Regions from separate parts of the Homo sapiens genome. Here region 2 is linked to region 1. The links are chromatin loops, found by intact Hi-C in ENCODE. Cell type or tissue: tibial artery. All regions are shown on one strand. Links, peaks and the distances in the headings refer to the core of each region. The heading gives the core; the rest is flanking DNA. Region 1 has its middle 64 kb from the start of MIR6731. Region 2 overlaps RUNX3-AS1 (RUNX3 antisense RNA 1).

Region 1 (2,810 bases), core at 297-2,796:
TTTTCTGCCTTAAGGAAAATGGTAGTTTCAATAACTGATTCTGCTAGAGAAACCACACTTGAACGATTTGTAAAATCTCTGGGAAGGAGTTATTCTGGGTGGCCAATTTTTTGGTGAATAAAAAGCATATTCCTTCGAGGACTGTTTTACTTTTTAGTTAGACACTATGTGGAAATGTAGGATACCTCTAGGCCCTTTTTTCATTCTCTTTGACAAGAATACATTCTTCAGTGAAATACTTAAAAGCTACCCAGAATCCTTGCCTCCCAACACAAACATTCCATTTGTTTCCGTCCTGCCTTTCATGTGCGTGTACATTTCACGGGGCCACAAATCATTGTACGGACTCTCCTGTGGTTCTGCCGGTTTCACTGACCAAGGCCTGATTATGTGTGTCTAGATTTTATACAGTGAGCATAAAATGATAATTTAAGAACATTTTTATTGAAATACACAATATGTAAATATTTAAAACTTTTTTATTGGGATACACAATAGTCTATACACAGCACACACAGAATAGTGCACAAATCCTAAATGTACAGCTCTGTTAGAATTTTTTTTTTTTTTTGAGACCGAGTCTCACTCTGTCACCTAGGCTGGAGTGCATTGGCACGATCTTACCTCACCTCAACCTCCACCTCCTGGGTTCAAGCAATTCTCCTGCCTCAGCCTCCCGAGTAGCTGGGATTACAGGCGCCCACCACTACGCCCAGCTAATTTTTGTATTTTTAGTAGAGACGGGGTTTCACCATGTTGGCCAGGCTGGTCTCAAACTCCTGGCTTCAGGTGATCCTCCCAACTCGGCCGTCCAAAATCCTGGGGGCCTCTGCGCCCAGCCTTAGTTTGAATTTTTGAAAACTAAGCACACACATGTAACCAGTCCCCAGATCAAGAAAGAGGACATTACCAGCACCTGGAGGTCCTCTCCTTACCTGTTCCAGTCACCAACCTCCCCCTTCCAAAGGTAACAACTACCCTGATTTCTAACAGCATAAATTAATTTGGACTGTTTTTGACCTTTGATTAATAAAATCATAAAGTATGTTGCTATGGTTTGAATGTGTCCCCCAAATTTCCTGCATTAGAAACAATCCCCAAATTCATATGTTGATGGCATTTGGAGGGGAGGAAGGGGTTTTGGGAGGTAATTAGGATTAGATAAGGTCATCAGAGTGGGCCCCCCCATGGTTGGGACTGGTGGCCCATAAGAAGTGGAAGAGAGACCTGAACTGCCATGCTCTTGCCCTCTCACCATGTGATGCCCTCTGCCATGTTATAACGTAGCAAGAAGGTCCTCATCAGATGCAGCTCCTCAGCCTTGGACTTCTCTAACTATAAGATATAAAATTTTTTTCTTTTTCTTTCTTTCCTTTTTTTTTTTTTTTCTTTGAGACAGAGTCTGGTTCTGTCACCCAGGCTGGAGTGTGTGCAGTGCTGCAATCTCAGCTCACTGCAACTCTGCCTCCTGGGCTCAAACCATCCTCCCAACTCAGCCTTCTGAGTAGCTGGGACTACAGGCATGCACCATCACACCTGGCTAATTTTTAAATTTTTGGTAGAGATGGGGTTTCACCATGTTGCCCAGGTTGGTCTCAAATTCCTGAGCTCAAGCAATCCACCCATCTTGGCCTCCCAAATTTCTGGGATTACAGGTGTGAGCCACCATGCCCAGCACATTTCTTTTTATAATTACCCAATCTGTGGTATTCTGTTACAGCAACAGAAAATGAACCAAGACGTATGTTCTCTTTGGTATCTGCTGCTTTTATTCAACATTAGGTTTATAAAATTCATCAACATTGATGTGCATAGCAATAGTTCATTCACTCTCATTGCCTTATGGGACCCCGCTGTATGAGCCATCTATCTATTGTATCTATGGCTGTGGAACAAACTACCCCAAAACCTAGTGACTTAAAACAATAACATTTATCTTGCATAGTTTCTATGCATTAGGAATTTCAAGAGCAGCCTAGCTGGGCAGTTCTGGCTCAGGGCCTCTCATGTGGTTGCAGCTGAGATGTCCTTCAGGGCTGCAGACATCTGACTGGGGCTTGACCGTTGCTCGAGGGTCTCCATCTCCAACTTCATCACTCACATGGCGGTTGGCAGGAGGCCTTCCTTCCTCTCTGCAGGGGACTCTCCACAGTGTGGCTTGAGTTTTTTCATGATTTGACATGACACTGGCTTTCCCCAGAGTGAATGATCAAGAGACCAAGGCAGAAGCTGCAACATCTTCCGTGAGCTCTCATTGGAAGTCACTCATGGTTGCTTCCATCATATCCTGTTGGTCGCCATGTCAGCCCTATTCAGTGTGAGAGGGGACTTCACAAGGATGTGATTACCAGGAGGCAAGGATTTTGGGGGGCCTTTAGAGGCTGGTGACCACCATCTATTGTAAAAGATCACGTTTTATAGCATCTCCCCTCACAGTGTTGCATTGTAAATTTTTTGCAAATTTAATGAGTTGATTTTGTAGTAGATGAGTAAATTTTGTAGTTAATACTGATACGAACATACTTGTGCACACAGCTTCTTGTTTCTGAAGTAGTTCTTAGAAATCTGTCCCTGGGAATGGAACTCGTGAGTCAAAAGATCTCAACCCATTTGTGGCTATTTCTTCGGATTGTACCAATTTTCAGTGCTACTAGCAAGCCAATGGTAGACCAAGTCCACTTCAGCTCCATCTACATTAGACCTTAATGCCGCCAGACAGAGCAGGGTGCCAGAACATGAAAATGACGCTCTGTCATCAAAATAATGGCAAATAATAAGCACCAGGCACTGTTCTGGGCTTCAATACCATG
Region 2 (2,810 bases), core at 87-2,586, 90 kb after region 1:
TGATCATCCCCACTTACAGTTGGGGAAACTGAGGCTCGGCAAGGTTAAGTAGCCTGCCAAACACACAGCTACCAGGTTTTTGTCTTAGGAAATAAGAGCCCTGGAACAGTTGGCCAGTGCGGAGAGGACCCCCGAAGATCTCTGAGGCTAGTCCCCTTGTGTCGGAAAAACAGGTCTGGAGAGGGGATGTGACGTGCTGGGGCCCAGGGGAGTCCAAAGTCAGGACTCATTCTTCCCCCAGGTCATCGTGGGACCTCCGCTGGTCCCTGAATGTCAGGCCCCCTGAGGGCAGGGTCCTCAGCCAGGACCTAGGCTCCCAGATGTTACCAACCTTAACTGACAGTTTTCTGCTAGCACACAGGAAGTTCTTTTGAACATCTAACCTGAATCCCTCGTTTGCAGGGAAAGCCTCTTCCTTCTCATCTTGCAGTACTCTAAGAAGAGTTTGGCCTTTGATGTTAGGGAAGATCACCAGTTCCCTGGTGTTGTGGGAGGTGAGACTGTGCCCCTCTCTGCCATAAAATATCTCTTTACTGTCCATCGCTGGGCCTAAACATTAGCGACTTAGCCCTTGGGGCCTTACAGAGTTTCTTATTAAAATGTGAGTACTCCTGGAATGGGTGTCAGCTTAGCAGGACAGGGTGGTACTTCAGGGGCAGGGCTTGGGGGCCGTTGAGGGGCAGGAGAGAGCTGATTCTCCCCTTCTAGCCAGGCTTGATGGGGTCTACATGACCTGCCACCCTCCACCTCTCTGACCTCATCTGCTTCCACTCTGCCCCTCCCTCACCCTGCTCCAGCCACCCTGCCTTCAAATATGCCCATCATACTCCCACCACAGGGCCTTTGTCTGTGCTGCCCTTTACCTGGAAAACCCTTCCCATTCTGTCTGCCTGGCTCAGCTACCCACTTCATTCAGGTCCCTGCTGCCTCCTCCAAGAGGCCTTCTCTGGTCTCCTGTGGTAGGCAGAATAATGGCCACAGAGATGTCCACATCCTAATCCCCAAACCTGTGGCTATGTTACCTTATATGGCAAAAGGGACTTCGCAGATGTGATGAAGGATAAAGACTTTCAGATGGGAGATTATCCTGGATTCCCCAGGTGGGCCCCATATGATCACAAGGATCCTCACACATGGAATAGGGAGGCAGAAAAGGACAGTCGGAGGGAGATGGGGTGTGGAAACTGATTAGGGAACCTGAGAGATGGCAGCGTGGGAAAAACATGGCTCAAAGCTGTGGGCTTTGAAGGTGGAGGAAGGGGCTATGAGCCATGGAAAGCAGACAGCCTTTAGGAGCTGGACAAGACAAGGAAACAAATTCTCCACCAGAGCCTCCAGCAAGGAACACAGCCCTGCCCTGACCTTGATCTTGGCCAAGGGAGACTCATAGAGAATTTCTGATCCCTGGAACTGTAAGATTATAAATGCATGTTTTTTTTAAGGCACTAAAAGTGGGTTAATTTATGATGGCAGGCATAGGAAACGAATATGTCTCCCTTCCTTGATTGACAGTTCCTCAGCACATTTATTAGTGCCTGATACACAATAGCTTGACTTATGAATTGTCTCTTTTCTCTCACAGAAGGTCAGCTGCAGGAGGGCAGGGATTTTTTGCTTGCTTGGTGTTACATTCGCAGATAGAGTTGTCACATTTAACAAATGGAAATATAAAACACCCAGTTAAATTGAATTTCAGATAAATAATGAACTCCTTTTTAGTATAAAGTTGCCCCAAATATTGCAATTATTTATCGTTTATCTGAAATTAAAATAATTTAGGAGTCTTGTATTTTATCTGGCGAATTCATCCCCAACACATAAAACCATTCCTGGGTATGTATTAGGATCTCAATAAATGTCTGTTGAATGAGTGAAATAGATAAGCAAATGAATTCACATTAACTTCTAGCTTAAAAACCCTCTTTGGCTCCCAGAATGCCTACAGGGTAAAGTGTAAATCATAGCAAATGATAAAAGCAGACAGTTTCATAGCCGCTTCAATATGCCAGACCCGGGCTGAGTGCTTTACACTTATTAACTCACTCGGTTCTTGCAATAACCCAATGAGGTGGTTAGCCCATTTTCCAGATGAGGAAACTGAGGCCCAGGAGGCTTAGTAACTTGTTCAAAGTCACATAACCATTGAGCAGCAGAGCCAGGCAATTCCAGGCCTTTGAAAACTTGGCTCATGGAATGTTCTAATGTTATCTCCCTACCCATTCCCCTGAACACTGTGGATCCTCTCTCTCTAACAGCCCCCGGTTCCTTTTCAGGGTATGTGCTTCCGCATTCTCTGACTGCTGAACTCCTCCTCATACATCAAAGCCCTGTCCTACTTTTCTCTCTTTGTGAGACCATCTCTAAAACTCCCAGGAGGACTTGGCCCCCTCTCTTTCCCCTCCCCACCATGGCCCCTTGTCTGAATGCGTTGTAAGGACTTGCTATTGTGTCCTTTACGTTCCCTGACTGTGACCTCCCTGAGAACGGAGATGGGCCCCTTTCAGCTCTTTGGCATGGGGCTTCAAACTGAGTCTGGCTTTAGGGGGGTTCCCAGAAGCATTTGAGAATGAATGAATGAATGAATGAATGAGTGAGTGAATGAATGGCTGAGTGAATGAACGAATGCTGTTTGTTTCCACTCTGGGCCTCAGTTTCAGAGTCTATAAAAGGGGAAGAACAATCCTGAACCGCCCCCCATTCCTTAAAACAAAACACATTTTTTTCTGATTATAAAAATAATACACATTCATTAAAGAAAAATTGGAAAATAATAAAATTATGAAGAAGAAAATTAAAACCATCCATAATCC

Evidence for each region. Peaks named below come from ENCODE experiments on the same cell type or tissue, not always from the same donor. Only the 100,000 strongest peaks of a DNase experiment are listed, where the experiment ranks them.
Region 2: a loop joins it to region 1, with 2.3 times the contacts of the local background. A loop is called at or near these places in 11 of 110 quality-filtered maps.

The regions. Positions count from the first base shown.
Region 1 is chr1:24,853,520-24,856,329 of GRCh38, forward strand. No RefSeq gene overlaps it. Among named protein-coding and RNA genes, the nearest start is that of MIR6731, 64 kb to the right of the region's middle. In tibial artery, for the core only: no CTCF peak of the experiment used is centred there; no DNase peak of the experiment used is centred there.
Region 2 is chr1:24,943,481-24,946,290 of GRCh38, forward strand. The region is part of intron 1 of RUNX3-AS1 (RUNX3 antisense RNA 1); the gene reads left to right. It also overlaps a transcript of RUNX3 not described here. Among named protein-coding and RNA genes, the nearest start is that of RUNX3-AS1, 14 kb to the left of the region's middle. In tibial artery, for the core only: no CTCF peak of the experiment used is centred there; no DNase peak of the experiment used is centred there.